4 separate regions of the Mus musculus genome follow, and all the other regions are linked to region 1. A link is a contact called in ENCODE Hi-C or POLR2A ChIA-PET data. All regions are on one chromosome and are shown on one strand. The core of a region is the stretch at or near the end of the contact, and the rest is flanking DNA. Distances in the headings are between cores, read along the strand shown.

What was found. Hi-C counts contacts between places; a loop is a spot of excess contacts on that map. ChIA-PET counts read pairs that join two places held with the same protein, here RNA polymerase II (POLR2A).
Region 2: POLR2A ChIA-PET joins it to region 1 with 17 read pairs in embryonic stem cell. The contact joins the enhancer-like site here to the promoter of Poldip3 in region 1. POLR2A ChIA-PET finds 5 or more read pairs at or near these places in 3 of 5 experiments (Patski and embryonic stem cell).
Region 3: POLR2A ChIA-PET joins it to region 1 with 38 read pairs in embryonic stem cell. The contact joins the enhancer-like site here to the promoter of Poldip3 in region 1. A Hi-C loop is called at or near these places in 1 of 37 maps with a recorded cell type or tissue (mouse embryonic stem cell). POLR2A ChIA-PET finds 5 or more read pairs at or near these places in 5 of 5 experiments (Patski and embryonic stem cell).
Region 4: POLR2A ChIA-PET joins it to region 1 with 41 read pairs in embryonic stem cell. The contact joins the enhancer-like site here to the promoter of Poldip3 in region 1. POLR2A ChIA-PET finds 5 or more read pairs at or near these places in 4 of 5 experiments (Patski and embryonic stem cell).

What each region holds. Positions count from the first base shown.
Region 1 is chr15:83,147,770-83,151,353 of GRCm38, reverse strand. Poldip3 (polymerase (DNA-directed), delta interacting protein 3) reads left to right here and starts at 1,976. Exons shown (of 9, transcript NM_178627.4): 1 at 1,976-2,159. The coding sequence starts at 2,101. Rnu12 (RNA U12, small nuclear) reads right to left here and starts at 1,709; the gene lies at 1,560-1,709.
Region 2 is chr15:82,920,272-82,923,855 of GRCm38, reverse strand. It overlaps a transcript of Tcf20 not described here. Among named protein-coding and RNA genes, the nearest start is that of Tcf20, 9.9 kb to the right of the region's middle. Within about 2 kb of position 1,660, at least 1 of the 3 ENCODE cell types and tissues checked has a DNase peak (open chromatin) inside an H3K27ac peak, as active enhancers do.
Region 3 is chr15:83,343,194-83,346,777 of GRCm38, reverse strand. The region is part of intron 1 of Arfgap3 (ADP-ribosylation factor GTPase activating protein 3); the gene reads left to right. Among named protein-coding and RNA genes, the nearest start is that of Gm51290, 3.1 kb to the right of the region's middle. Within about 2 kb of position 1,542, at least 1 of the 3 ENCODE cell types and tissues checked has a DNase peak (open chromatin) inside an H3K27ac peak, as active enhancers do.
Region 4 is chr15:83,301,925-83,305,508 of GRCm38, reverse strand. It overlaps Arfgap3 (ADP-ribosylation factor GTPase activating protein 3), which reads left to right. Exons shown (of 16, transcript NM_001357756.1): 15 at 2,285-2,406. Among named protein-coding and RNA genes, the nearest start is that of Gm32788, 6.9 kb to the right of the region's middle. Within about 2 kb of position 1,575, at least 1 of the 3 ENCODE cell types and tissues checked has a DNase peak (open chromatin) inside an H3K27ac peak, as active enhancers do.

The DNA.
Region 1 (3,584 bases), core at 727-3,226:
AACCAGGACCAGCCATTACAGATAATTTCCTTATAGTCCCATGTACTGAAGGAAAACATTTTAACAACTTCACTGTTAGAGGAGTTAGGACCTTATAGGCAAGACCCCTCTGGCCTGTTCCTATATTCTGCATAGCTCAACTTGGCCCCAGCAGTGAGGTTAAACCTTTACCCACCCTGGGATTCTCTTCCTCGTGTGCACGTAGAGGTACGAGTGTGTTGTATGCTGGTGTTCTCTACTTAAAGAGATCAAGTCTAGACCCACTCGCAGTTCTACCACCAGGACCAGGATGCTTCTCCAGTATCGGATGCTGAACCTTAGGGTTTTCCTGGATCCTGCCAAGCCTTCCATTGAACCCTGATGCTCTGTTTTGTTTTGTTTTTTAATGGCTGACCCGGTAGTGGACCTGTAGTTCAGGCCCTGGCAGCAGGGATGGGGTTCCAGTTGTAGAGTCTATGTCCTGAGAATGGGGGCAGTCCAGGTTGATCAAAGTCCCCACTTTGCCAAAGCCTCAGTCATAGGGCATTTCAAACTAGTAGCCTGGGATTCCTGAGCCAAGCTCGTGAATATTCTTGTGGGAAACTGATTCTTGTCTCTTAGGAAGGCCTTCCTTTCATAACATGTACATTTTTTTTAAATGTTCCATATGGCAGATAGTTTTTTTTTTTTTTTTAGATTTATTTTATTAATATATGTAAGTACACTGTAGCTGTCTTCAGACACTCCAGAAGAGGGAGTCAGATCTTGTTGCGGATGGTTGTGAGCCACCATGTGGTTGCTGGGATTTGAACTCTGGACCTGCGGAAGAGCAGTCGGGTGCTCTTACCCACTGAGCCATCTCACCAGCCCCAACATGTACATTTTCAAGGGAACATGAGAAACTGACCCAAGAGCATCATGTTTTTATTTTTGAAAAAATTATCTATTTTTATGTTTATGAGTGTTTTGCCTGTATACACATATATGTATGTATGTATGTATGTATGTATGTATGTATGTATATGTATGCAATAGCCTGGGAGGTCAAGAAGGCATTGAATCTCCTGGCACTGGAGTTACATGTGAACTTCCATGTGAGTGCTGAGAACCAAACCCAGGTAGATCCTTTGCAATATCAGCAAGTGCTCTTAGCCGCTCAGCGGACCAGCTTCTAGAAATTCTGTCTCAACAATGAGAAACTATCCCATAGGTCAAACACTAACATGTCAGTTAAGAGACCACCTTCATTTGCCTCATTTACACAGTCAGGAGGCAAACGGAAAGGTGACTAGTCTAGGCATCAGAAACTGAGCACGACCTTACAACGTAGACGACCTTACAACATGGGCAGTTATGTCCAGGCATGATCAATTGAAATTGAGGTACATAGCAGTAGGAGAACAACAGTCCCATCTTGTCTGAAAAACAGTAAGAGAGAGGCTGGAGAGGTGGGGCGCGCTCACGCTCACACACCAGGTAGGGCAAAGGCAGGCATCAACATACGACTTGCAACCACTAGCACCTGAGAGCAACCATTCAGAGGAGCTGCTAAGCTTTCTATTCTTGTAGAATTAGGGGGTCGGGCAGATCGCGTCACCCAGGCATCCCGCAAAGTAGGCGGGTCGCCTCAGATTGCAACCTATACCCGCTCAAAAATTCTTCTCACATAAGCAGTGAGGACTCGGGCGTCACCCCGAATCGTTATTTTCCTTACTCATAAGTTTAAGGCATGAGGAACGTGTCTACGTTCCTCAGGGGTAAGAAATTATATTCTCATTACAAGTATGGTGAGTGTCCGATCGGCTGTATGACTAAAAGACTTGTCCTCTTGATAATGCTTTTTAATGGTTTATGATCGATATAATTCTAATTCCTCATTAGCAAAAGGAGGAGGGGGGAGAGAGAGCCCATAAGGCTCCGGACTCCTCCATGCAAATTAGAAGCGAGCACCGCAAAGGCTCACGGGGAGAGAGGCTCCACCCCTTCCGTCTCGAGCTTTTCGTTTGAGCTGTCGCGAGAGTTGGCCGTCCGGGTTGCCGGAAGCCGCTCTTGACTCCGGCCGCGGGGCGGGCTCGCCGCAGTCGGCTTCTCCTCCGTTCTCCGCTAGCTGCGCGCCGCAAGATGGCCGATCTCTCGCTGGACGAGCTCATCCGGAAGCGCGGGACGGCGGCCAAGGGACGGTGAGCGGCCCTTTCCCTTTTCCTCGAGGCTCGTAGGGGCCTCGCTGCTTCTTGGGGTTCGGGGGCGGAGGAGGGAGCGGCTCCGGGGGGCGACGCCGCTTGCGCCCGCCCCCTGCGTCCGCCGCGCTCCTTATTGGCCCGGCCGCGCGGGCCCAGCTGCTGGTCGGTCCACTGGCTGCTGGGCCCGGGAGGCCCGGGAGGCCCGATCGCAGGCGAGCCGAGGGCTGGGCGGGCCAGGGCCTTGCTCCCCGGAGGATCGGGTCCGGGGGGACCACGGTGGCGCCGTCTCCGCTCGGCCTTTAGGTCCTGGGAGTTAAGAGGGCGGAAGTTGAGCGGAGGAGCCGCCAGCCCAGAGCTGTTTATGGCCAGTTCTGCTGGTTCTCCTATGCCACGGTGCTTAGCCCGACCCGTTTTAAGCAAAGAGCTCTTTCATAGGCGAGACGCCTTGTTCCTTTCACTGTGATATCTGTAATGGTTGTCTGATCGTTTTGTTTTCTCTTGAGGCCGGCTTTCACATAGCCGGAGCGAGCCTCGAACTCGCTGCGTCTCCGAGGCTGGCCTTAAAACGCCAAGAGTCTCCCTCCTCCTCCCGTTTCTCAAGGGCTGAGATGACAGGCCAGTTTGTTTCCGTTTTGAGAGCCGGCGTCCTCCATGTTATCCAGGAACTCCTGATCTCAAATCCATCCTCCTGCCTCAGTCTCTTGAGTAGCTGGTGCTCCAGGCGCTCCGCTGTTGCTTAACTATTTTATTCCGCATTTCACAAACGGGAAAGCTGGAGCCAGAGAGAAAGACTTTCCCAAGGCCACCGAGTGCCCCAACTGAGTTGGCCTCAGGCAAAGACAGACAAAACAGTTCCAAGAGGGTGGCATTGGCATTCATGGATGTATGCCCTGATGTCTTAAGTGAGACAGTCAGACTCAACATACTCTTAAACATCGATAGCCATTTCTAGCTTTTATAAATGTGCAGGTGAAAAAGTGGTTAAGTCGGCCCGTGGTCAGCAGGCATATAGATACACTGCTGTAGGTGTCAGGAACTGTTTTCCTGGGGCTGGAGAGATGGCTCAGCAGTTAAGACACCAACTGCTCTTCCAGAGGTCCTGAGTTCAATTCCCAGCAGCATGGTGGCTCACAACCATCTGTAATGAGATCTGATGTACTCTCTTCTGCTATGTTTGAAGACAGTAACAGTGTACTCACATACATAAAATAAATAAACCTTTTTATTTTTTTAAGGAACTGTTTTCCCAGACACTGATCTGCTCAGCTATGCCAATCCTTCCCTACGCCTGTGTCTAGTAAACACTGTTGCCTCCTACACTGAAAGGAGACAAGCTCCCTCCAATCTCAGTGCCACCCAGCTCACCAGCTCTTATTGTCACATGTCTTCTGGGTCGTAAGAGAGATTGACACCCACAATGATTAA
Region 2 (3,584 bases), core at 411-2,910, 230 kb after region 1:
CTGGCCCCAAGATCTAGCATAGCCCTGCTTCATCTTCTATGGCTGAATCTGTCCTTCTGGAGGACAAGCTCTGGAAGGCGAGTGCAGAGATAAGCGATTAGGGCCAAGCTGGCACCTTACCAGCTGGCAAGACTGCTATGCACCTGGCCATTCATAAGGGAGAGGAGCATATTATCCCGCCAGCCCTCTCTAGCACCAGCACTACAGGATCAAAGAGGTGCCAAGACTCCTTAGCAGACCAGCCCTCTGCTTCGAGGGACTGGTCAGGGTGGACTTCAGTAGAGCCCAAGCCCCTCCAGACATAAGGTCACCAGAAGCACCTTTCTTCCTTGACCCTTCCGTGCCCGCTGAGTGACGCTGGCCTGCTCCTGCTTTCCCTGGGGTGCCTGCCTTCTTAGTGGCTATCTGATAGCCCACAGTGATCCAGTCTTAGGTGAAGACAGCCTCTCTCCAGAGGAACTCCTTCAGTCAGCACTGCCTGTCCTGTATCCCAGTTGCCCCTTTAGCCTCCCGGGTTAAGAACTTTGGGAGCCCAGTAGTGTGGTTCTGGGCCTTCCTGTGATGTTGGGACTCTGATGAGAGGAGTGGTAGGAACCATGGTTTGCGCCTCACCTGTGTGGCTGTGGGTGAGTCACTAGCGCTCCCTGCCTGGGCATGTAGAAATAGAGCCAGTGCAGCACCATAGCCTGAAAGTTTGATGGAATAGAGTTGGGAAGAGATGGTGGGAAGCCCCTAGCGCTTTTAATATATATATATATATATATATATATATATATATATATATATATATATATATATATATAAAATTTTGAATATTGATGTGTCTGTAAATGTCTGAGGATGGATTTGCGCATGTGAATGCAGTGCCCCAGGAGGCCAGAAGAGGGCGTTGGAGTCCCTGAGCTGTAGTCCCAGGCAATTACAAGCTGGGAATGCAGGTCTGGAAGAGCAATATGTGCCCTTAACCTCTGGGTCATCACTCCAGCCCTACTCTTGGTGCTTTGAACAGACATAAGCAGGCAGGCTGAGAGGTTATCTCTGCATCCTCTCGTGGCCAGTCTTGAACTCCACACTCAACAGATGCATGAGTTTCTGCCCTGTCCCAGGCATCTAGCCCTGCTTAAGCCAGGGGAGCATCAGGACTGATCCAGCCCCAAGCCCTTTCAGCATGCTGTGTGGCTGTAGGTGAGTTATTGCCCCTTTCTGAGCTCAGCCGCTGCGTCTGATAGCGCTAATATCTCCCTCCCGGGGGAGTCTGTGCAGGGACACCCAGTGCTGACTGAGTGCTTGCTCAGTGTCAGCTGTAGTTGTTGCTGTTTTTATTATTATTTGACTTGAAAATCTCCTGCTCCACATGCCGCTTCCACAACAGTCGTCGTTTGTACAAAGCTAAGCTGAATAAATGGGGACCCAGCAAGATTACGTCCCCTGCTCCCTGCTCAGGGCTGGCAATGACAGGGCCCCCTTGAATCTCTTGATGGGAGGAGGAGCTTGGCCCTATCCTGGTGGCCTGGCCAGGGCTCTGTTCAGGGGCAGGGGGTCTCAGTCCTGCCTGGCCTGCCTCCCGGCTGACAGCTCAGGCACTGTGAACTGGCGGCCAGCCAAGCTGCTTCCTTTCCCAGCTGGCTGCCATCCAGGGCCGGATGCCAAGGGGCCGGCTGGTGGGCAGCAGCTCCGTCGTCGTAGGGCTGTGATCCCAGCCAGAAGACTCCAGTTAGGGCTGGGTGTTGGGGGTTCCCACCACCCCCTTGAAGCCCCTGGGAGCTGAACGCCGCTGCACCGGCTCTCCGCACTGCCCCTACAGCAATACCTCTGCAGAACACGGAAAAGAGCAGATCTTTGAAAGATGCAGTAGAAAGAGCATGGCTTGGGCAAAGGGTCCATGGAGCCTCTGTGTTCACATCCAGAAAATGGGGCCAGTTTAAGCCTTATGGCTTGTCTCATGGGTGGCTCACAGGTAGGCTGTGGTAAGAGAGGAGTTTGGTATTATGCTAGGGTGAAGGAAGCTGAGAGCTTCACTTTGGACGTTATCTTTGTTTGCTCTTGTCTATAGTTGGGGGTGGGGTATGTTGTTGCCAGCTGGCACTCCCTCCCACTCTGGCCTACCCCCAACTTATCTCCTCATGACAGTAGGGCATTATTTGGTCTTTTGAATATCTGTGGTGGGTGATGTCTTAGGCTCTTCTTTAGGCTCTTCTTAGCCCCTTTGGACAGCCTTGGTCCCTCCTGTGTCCCAAGCACATCCCCCTGCCTGGAGCTATGGTTAGCACAGAGGACACTATTTTGACAGCCACCTTTGTGCACTCCTTCATCCCATATCACAGGTCTGTATTCTGTCTGTGGGCTGCCAGACTCTGTGAACCTGGACCGTGAAGGCTTGCTGATGACTGCTGGCTCAGTGCATTCTCAGTTCACTGGGGATGTGTCCACTGTGTGGTTGGCTACGAAGCTCAAAGACAAATCAGCATAGTCAGCCAGGAGCCTCACTGGGCCTCCCTCCCTGGCTGCTGTTGCCAGTAGGAATTCTAAATCCTGTGACTGCTGGGCCCAGCACCCTGGACAGCACCGGCCTGGCCCTGCCTTCTCCCCTAGTCAGAGGGAGGGCACTTTACCACTCCTCCGGTCCAGTCTCTGCCACGCCTATCACCCCATCAGCCTCGGCAGCCCCCCCTCCTGCTCCTGGAGTCTTTAGTCTTCGGCACAGTCTGGTAATTAAAAACCTTCAAGGGGGACTTTATTGAGTTAGCATTAGTTATTTTGTCAGGCTGGGAGAGCGAGAGAATTATCTGTCCTCCGGGAGAGGGGGCTGGGCGGAGGCCGTGGGCTGAGATTGGCAGGTGCCTGCTTTTGAGCACGCTGTGCTGGGGCTAGACAGTTACATGGTTGCACTGCACTGCGGGTGACAGGAGGGGCAGGAGGGGAGCAGGTAGCAGGGCCCTTCTCTACCCAGAGGCTTACCTTGCCACATGTGCCCACTGTTCAGGCCCTTCCTGCTCCTAGATTTAAAAAACAAAACCAATCAAACAAGCTCCCTTCAGAGCCAAGATGGCTTCCGACTCTGACTCTCGTGGGGATGGGGTAGGAGACTTTTTTTTCTCTTCGGGCTGGGAGGTATGGGCTAGACCTCTTGTTTCTACAGGCCAGGATTTCAGTCTAGGGTTGGTCAGAGAGCTGGTTTGAGGTGCCCCTGACCTCTTTGTCCACTTCTTTCCATAGCTGGCATATAACCTTTTACAACCAGGTAAGGTCCATGTGGGATATGTAGCTTTGATCTTGGGCCAGCCCCTCACCTATCTGCCTTCAGATTCTCACTTGTGAATATAGGGCAGCAATCTCTCCCTCTCCAAGGCTGTCAGGATCAATAAATGAAATCGAGTATGTGGTCTCTTGTTCAGGACAGGCCCAGTTTTCATTCCCCTGGAGAGGTACAGTTCCTGGGAAGGAACCAACATTTGTCCCTTCTGCAGGTTTTTCACTTTGTGACTAGTCACTCTGACTCCACATTTCAGATGAACTGAGGCTTGGAGCAGTAAAGTGTTTGTTGAGTCAGCCAGGAGTAAGTAGGAGGTTGGTTCAGATATGGG
Region 3 (3,584 bases), core at 293-2,792, 200 kb before region 1:
ATGTCAGATTTACCCACAGCTACAGAACAAGTGTGACCCAGGCTGAGTTGCAGGAGACCCTGTCTAAACAGGGGGAGAGATTGTAAAAAAAAAGGGGGGGGCCTCAAAAATACGTTGTCAGAAAAGCAACAGGAAGGCAGCTAGGTTTCCTTTTATCTGGAATCCACTGTCCGTTCCCTTGGATCTAACGATGGTCTGCTTGGATGAAAGGTCTCGGCTCGCAGGCTGGTTTCTGTACTGGACTGCTCCTCGGGTCAGTCAGCACCTGTTGGTTCCGGTGCTGTGTAAAGCTCTGCAGACTTTTACGCTGGAGGTAGAGACACAGCACGTGCCTTCAGGGAGCCTGCAGTAGGGGTGGAAAATGGAAGGGACAGGGCTGGAGAGACAGATGAGCAGTGAAGAGCGTGTGCTGCCTTTGCAAAGGACCCGAGTGAGTTCCCAGCACCGACGGCAGGTGGCTCACTGCCACTTGTAATCCCCGTTCCAGGGACCGTGCCTCTGGACTCAGGGCAGCTGCCATACCCACACATACCCACATGATTAGAAAATATATATATATAGTAGATGGGGATGCTGGAAAGATGGCTCAGTGGTTAAGAGAACTTATGTCTCCAACACAGGGCCTGTTTTTGGTTCCTGGTACCCACGTGATTATGCAGAACCACTCAAAACCATCCATTAACTCCAGCTCCTGAGGACCCAATGCCCTCTGCTGGTGCAGACACCAGACACACATGTGGTGTACAGATACACGTATAGGCAAAACACTTAATTTCATTTTTAAAAGTAGATGAAGAACTTTGTGATACTGTGCTAACACGGGGGGAGACATCTGCTTCCTACGTTTCTCATTTTCGTTCTGTTCTGAAATAAGGTTTCAGGTATCCCAGGCTGGCCTCCCATGCTCTGTGTAGCTAAAGACAACCTTGAACTCCTGATCCCCTTAACTCCACTGCCCAGGCATGCCCCACCATTCCATTCCGAGAGATTTCCCAGGTGTCACAGTCACTGAGGCTGCTGAGGTGATAAACCCTTTCCTTCAGGTTTTTGTGAAGGCTTTGTGTAGTGTTAGCTGCCATTTCCGTAAGAAAGTTCTCATTATCGGGCTAAACGCTGTCAGCTAAAAGCTGTTGCTTTTCCCCTTCTACGAACTGAATTCTCCTTAGAAAACCATATTTTTTGTTTGGGATCACCTATCAAAGCAGAGCAGACCCCATTTCGTGTCTCCCTTCCCCTGTAGTTCAGCTTGCCTGCCCTAGACTGTGCACAGCAAACTCCTGCCTCCTCGCCTCTTCCACAGGGCCTGCATAGGACACCTTGTTTGATATGCTAACCTAAAGCCATAAGATCACATAATGAGTTGTCTCTCCCACTAGACCAGCGAGTGCCAAGGGGCAGCCGTTTGTACCAGGGCCCGCACAGGATAGAAAGTGCATGTTAAAGTCAGGTGAGCAGCACTGTCCCCTCCAGGAAGCTCCTGACTTCCAGAGCTGGTGCCCAAGCACTGTTTGGTGTCTGTGTCCGTCTCTCCCCACACAGTGGCCAGCACGTGGCCTGGCAGAGACTGGGTCTCAGTATGCACTGCTGGATTCTATGATGGCATCCATGCCTTTGTACCTTGGCTCCTGTCATAGTGTCTGACACGTAGCAGGCAGGCAGAGAACACCACAGTGAGTCACTGGCCAGCTGCTCTACATACCCGATGTCACTCCACACCCACTGTCGCCGATCAGCCTGAGCCCGGCTGGTGGTGGTTTTTAGTAGTTTTTCCTTTCCCAAGGTCAGAAGCAGCTCTTTCCTCAGGGTACTTTTACTTTATAAACTGTATCTAGAGTGAGCTGGGTTCTGAAAAAGAGACAATTTTCCTGCTTGTAAGAATTTTGTGATTGCTATCCTGACTTGAATTAACATGATGTCTGTGGAAGGCACTATGTATGCATGGATTTATTTTGGGTGTACAGGCTCACATGAGTACCATGGTGTGTGTGCATTCCATGGCCTGCTTGAGTGGGTCAGAGGACAACTTAAGGGATTCATTTCTTCCATTATGTAAGATCCAAGGATTGAACTCGGGTCATCAAAGCTTGGCCACAGCACCTTTACCCACTGAGCCCTCTGGGTGGCCCAGCAAGTGTTTTCTCTCATCATTGTTGAAGGAAGGGTCTGCTGACAGTTTTTGAGCTGGCAATAATTGGTGTATTGTTGTTAGCTTGGCTTACAAAGGTTTGCTAAGTGCTTAGGAGCAGGGAATATGGGATCAAGGTCCGTGGGAGCTAAATACCCAGAGCTGTTCAGCCAGCATTAAGCACCTGTGCTAACAGAGAGAGCAGGTTACAGGAAAGGCCTAGCCCTGCAGGAGCTCTCGGTGCCTGCAGAGCAGAGGGCCACTGCTGAGGTGACTTGTGATTCTAATTGTTCTCAAAGTGTCGTGTTTCAGAGAGGAACACTGGACTAGCCCTCCAAACTTAGCGTCTACACCCATGTGGGTTCAGAGATTAGGAGTGGAGAGTGACTTAGCTGGCTGGGTGTGTCCTGTCTGTGACACAGCAACGGTCATTTGAGCAGTGTGGTGTGGTCAGGCCTCCGATCTCCACAGGCGGTTCAGCTAGGGCCTTAGCACTTGAGCCTCTGCCCAGGGCTATCTGAGTCTCCTGGAGAAACCTTAGCTGGTTTCTCCCAAGAGGTAGTGACCCAGGGGCAACGAGGCCGTGGTGTCTTAGCCTAATCACAAAAGTAGTCTACAAAGTGAATTCCAGGCCAGCCAGGGCTATACAGAGAAACCCTGTCTCAAAAAACAAAAACAAAAAACAAAACAAAACAAAAAGTAGTGGGTGAGTCCTGCCGCCTCCTTCTATAAGGCACCTTGGTAAAGTGAGGCAGAGATTGTGTGAGGACGTGACTATTAAGAGGTGAGGGATGACGGGGCATCTGACAGACAAGACTCACACCCAGGAGCCTGCCATGTAGGATACAGCCACTGCCCAGGTGATGGTGTGGGACTGTGTCCCAGCAGAGCCTCGTTCCTCACAGGCATGAATTTATATGGCAAGGGTCCCTACTGAGTCTTCAAAGACAGCAGCGTTTGGCCTGGATCTATAGTCTTTTTACTCTAATTATCGTAGTTATAGATCATTATTATAATGAAAGAAACTTAAGAATTTTGAAAACCTAGGTGGAATCCTTTCTTTTACTCTGTGTGTGTCCATGTGGATGTGTGGGCACACGTGTGCTGGGATATAAATGTGTGGGCACACGTGTGTGTGGAGGCCAGAAGACAATCTCAGCTGTCATTCCTCAGATGCCATCTACCTTGTTTCTCTGAGGCAGGTTCTCTCACAGGCTTGGAACTTGGCAAGCAGATCATCTACCTGTCTCTGCCCACTATGTGATATGCAGCCACAGCCAGCTATCCTCTCCCCCTCCCCCAGGGGCCCTAGGAACCGGCCACAGGTCTTCATGCCTGCAAGACCAGCACTTTGTGGCCTGAGAGTTTCCTGAGCCTCTGGGTGACACACTGGCTTAAAAGTGTGACAGCTGAGCCACCTTCATATCAGCCTTGTACTCTTGCCTCCTGGGTGAGTCCC
Region 4 (3,584 bases), core at 326-2,825, 150 kb before region 1:
CAAAACAAAAAGAAGAAGAAAAAAAAAAAAAACGAGAGAGCTCTTTGAAGGGAACACACCCTTCTGCCCTGCATGTTGTTACAGAGCTCAGGCCAGCTCAGACTTCCTCCTGCCCCAACCACAGAACAAAGGTCCACTGAACTCTGACCCTGGGCCCATAGCAACTCAGTATTGTGAGGTACTCCCTAGGGCGCCAGGCCACCCCTGACTCTGGCGACTATGGCTAGCTGTCTGCCTTGAGCAGAACTTGCCCCTCTACTGAGCCCAGGTAGGTGGGACTGTTGTGGCTGCCTGCCTGAACCCCCCTTACCCCGCCTCCGAGCTGCTGGATGGCCTTACAGAGGACTACTCATTCTATAGACCAGGCCGGCCTCGAACTCGGAGATCTGCCTGCTAAGGATGCCTCATTTGGCATGCATGCACAGCTGCAAAGAGCCTATGCTAGTGTTGGAAGCAGGTCTGTGTGGCCTCATTCCCATCACTCTCGGGTCAGATCAAGCAGGCTGGGGTTCATGGCCCATGTGTGCTTCCTGGGAAGTAGATGCTCTATGAGGCGTGCTAGACATCGTGCATGGTACTCAGGGCTGGTGTCTGCCAGAGAAGGTTGAAAGACTGAGTGGGGAGCTCGGAGATCATCAGAGCCACCAGCGCAGCAGGGCCAGAGAGTGTGTGGGCTGTGGACTGGGCCCTGTGTGGGAAGGATAGAGTGCTCAGGGCCCCAGATGCGAGAGTAGGGGAAAGAGTGACAGCCATGTTAGGGAAAGGCTATTTCCCACTTCCCCGCTTATCCCTTGGTGCTTTTAGCATGTAAGAGTGTGTTGTATGTATGTGTATATGTGTGTGTGCGCGTACCTGTGCACGTGGAGGACAGAGACTGGTGGGAATCTTCCCCCTTCACTCTCCACTCTCCATTCTTTAAGGCAGGTCTCTTAATTGAACCCAGAGCTCACAGATCGGACTAGTCTAACTGGCAGGTTGCTCTGGGAGATCTGCAGTCTCCTCCCTTCAATCTGGAATTACAGGTGGGCTGCCACGCCCATCATGGGCTATGATCCGAACCCCTCCTCACACTTGATGAGTTCTTTATCCAGAGAGCCATCTCCCCAACTGCCCTCCCCCTGCCCAGTGTCTCTTTCAAGGACAGATTGTTCCAGTGTACCGTAAGCTATGGCCCCACATCCTGAACCACCCTCTTGCTGAGCTGCCTCCGTGCAAAGTTGGCTCAGGGGCCAGGCGTGCAGCCTGTGTGAGCATGTGGGCATGCGGGCCTGCAGCTCCAGGCTCAGCGTGTTCTTAGACCTTTGCCTGCAAGCTCCTTACCCACGCTCTCAGGTGGCAGCACCCTGAGGGCCAGATTCTAGCTCACTCACTGACCTATGATTTTAGCACATCAGAGGCTGCGGTGCCTGTCTCAGACAAGTACCTGCCAGTGTTTTGAACCCTGTGACATTCGCCATTTGTAAAGCCATAGGCTTTTCTCTTGATTGGCCTCACTTCTGAGAATTTGGCTCATAATGTTAAAGAAGATCCATGTCTCCCCTGGAAGGGGAGGGGCAGCCCTGAGTGCTGGATTGTTGCCCAGGCTCCTTGTCTGCAAGCCCCTCCCATGGTTCCAGGCCTTTCTGATTGTTTGCTCTCTGTCATTTCCTCATCTTGGCTGCCCCCATGCCCCCCTCTTCTCTGGAAGTTCAACCCATGTGCTAGAGCCCTGTCCTTGGTCCGATGTCCTGTCCTTGTGCCCAGTCATCAGCTTTCAGCCTGGCTCCTTTGACCTCCCTAGTTCTCCCCTCTGGCTGCCCTGAGCCTGTGTGCACACCTCAGGCCTTTACGTGCTTGTGCCTCACTCAACGTCAGGAGTAAGGCACCTGGTGACCTGACTACAACAGTTCTTTCATGGGGAGCACCCATCTTCTCTTTCTGTGCCCTTGGCACTTGACAGAGCCCTTGCATGTGTCTGTTGAATGAATGAGTGAATGTACAGAGAATGAATGGAGCCTGCCTGCTGCCCTTCCCAATACCTCCAGTAACCCATGGCCAGTGTTGGACATGGTGATATGCCTGATTCCAGTTTGAGCCTTTAGAGTCACTGGACAGAGTCCCTTGTTCCCCTTGCTGTGGTGGCTGAAGGAACTGTGTGTTGTGACCAATACTTGCCACTGCCCTACTGCAAGGTCCCTCTCTCTGGACACAACTGATGCCTGGAAGGAGGCAAGAGAGTAGGGTGGGTTCACTGGGCTGCACATGTCCTTAGAAGAGGGGCAAGCTGACATCTTTCTGTGTGCAGGAAACTACAACCTTTCCAATGTGCTGCCCAATGCCCCAGACATGGCGCAGTTCAAGCAAGGTGTGCGCTCCGTTGCTGGAAAACTTTCCGTCTTCGCCAATGGGGTCATGACGTCCATTCAGGTGAGTGAGGCAATGCTGGAGCTCCTGGGGTCCTGGAGCTGCCGCTGGGAGCTCGGGAGCTGTGCTGCAGAGCGGACCAGGCATCATGAAAGCCTGGCACGGTGAAGTACACTGTAATATTGTCTATAATCACAGCCACTGGGGGCTGAGGCAGGAAGATCATGAGTTCAAGGCTTGTCTGGGCTGAGACCCTGCCTCAGGACAGTGCTTTCTTGTTTGTTTGTTTGTTTGTTTGTTTGTTTGTTTGTTTTGAGACAGGGTTTCTCTGTGTAGCCCTGGCTGTCCTGGAACTCACTCTGTAGACCAGGCTGGCCTCAAACTCAGAAATACACCTGCCTCTGCCTCCCAAGTGCTGGGATTAAAGGCGTGCACCACCAACACCTGACAGTGTTTTTCTAAGTTCCTACTGGAGTTCGTATATTTCTGGAGAATTCTGTTTTAAAAAATTTAGATTCATTTATTTTGTTTTATTGATATGAGTGTTTTTGCCTGCATGTGTGTACATATGTATGCATGCCTGGCCTCACAGAAGGGATTAAGTCCCCAGAACTGTAGTTATAGGTGGTGGTGAGCTGCCATGTGGGTGCTGGGAATTGAAGCCAGGTCTCCTGCAAGAGCAATAAGTGCTCAAAACTACAAAGCCATCTCTCGGCTCCACAGAAGATGCGGACACCACCCACTACCTCCCTGTTCTGGGAGAACCCTTGTAGCATTCTGCTGTCTTGTTTTACCCCCCAACCCCCAGTCAGGGTCTCTCTGTGTAATCTTGGCTGACCTGTAGCTTACTATGTAGAGATTCCATGGCTCTGCCTCCTGAGTGCTGTGATTAAAGGCATGCAGCACCGTGCCCAGCATTTTCTTTGAAGCAGGGTCTCACTATGCATCCTAGCTGGTTTGGAACTGGCTTTGTGACAGGTTAACCCATCACTCACAGAGCTCTTTGCCCTCCTGGGTACTGGGATTCCAGGTGTGTGCACCGCCATTCCTGGCTGCATAGATTTTTTTTTAAATGAATAGGGAGTTCTATTCTGTGACTGCCTGTTCTTTTTGTCAGTGACATGTTCTAGGCGACTCTGGAATTCTCCAGAAGCCATTTTCTGTGGAGTGGAAATGTGCCCATGGAAGCTGCTTGTTCCCCCCAGTGGAACTGCACTGCACTCTGATCTCCAAGCTTTATT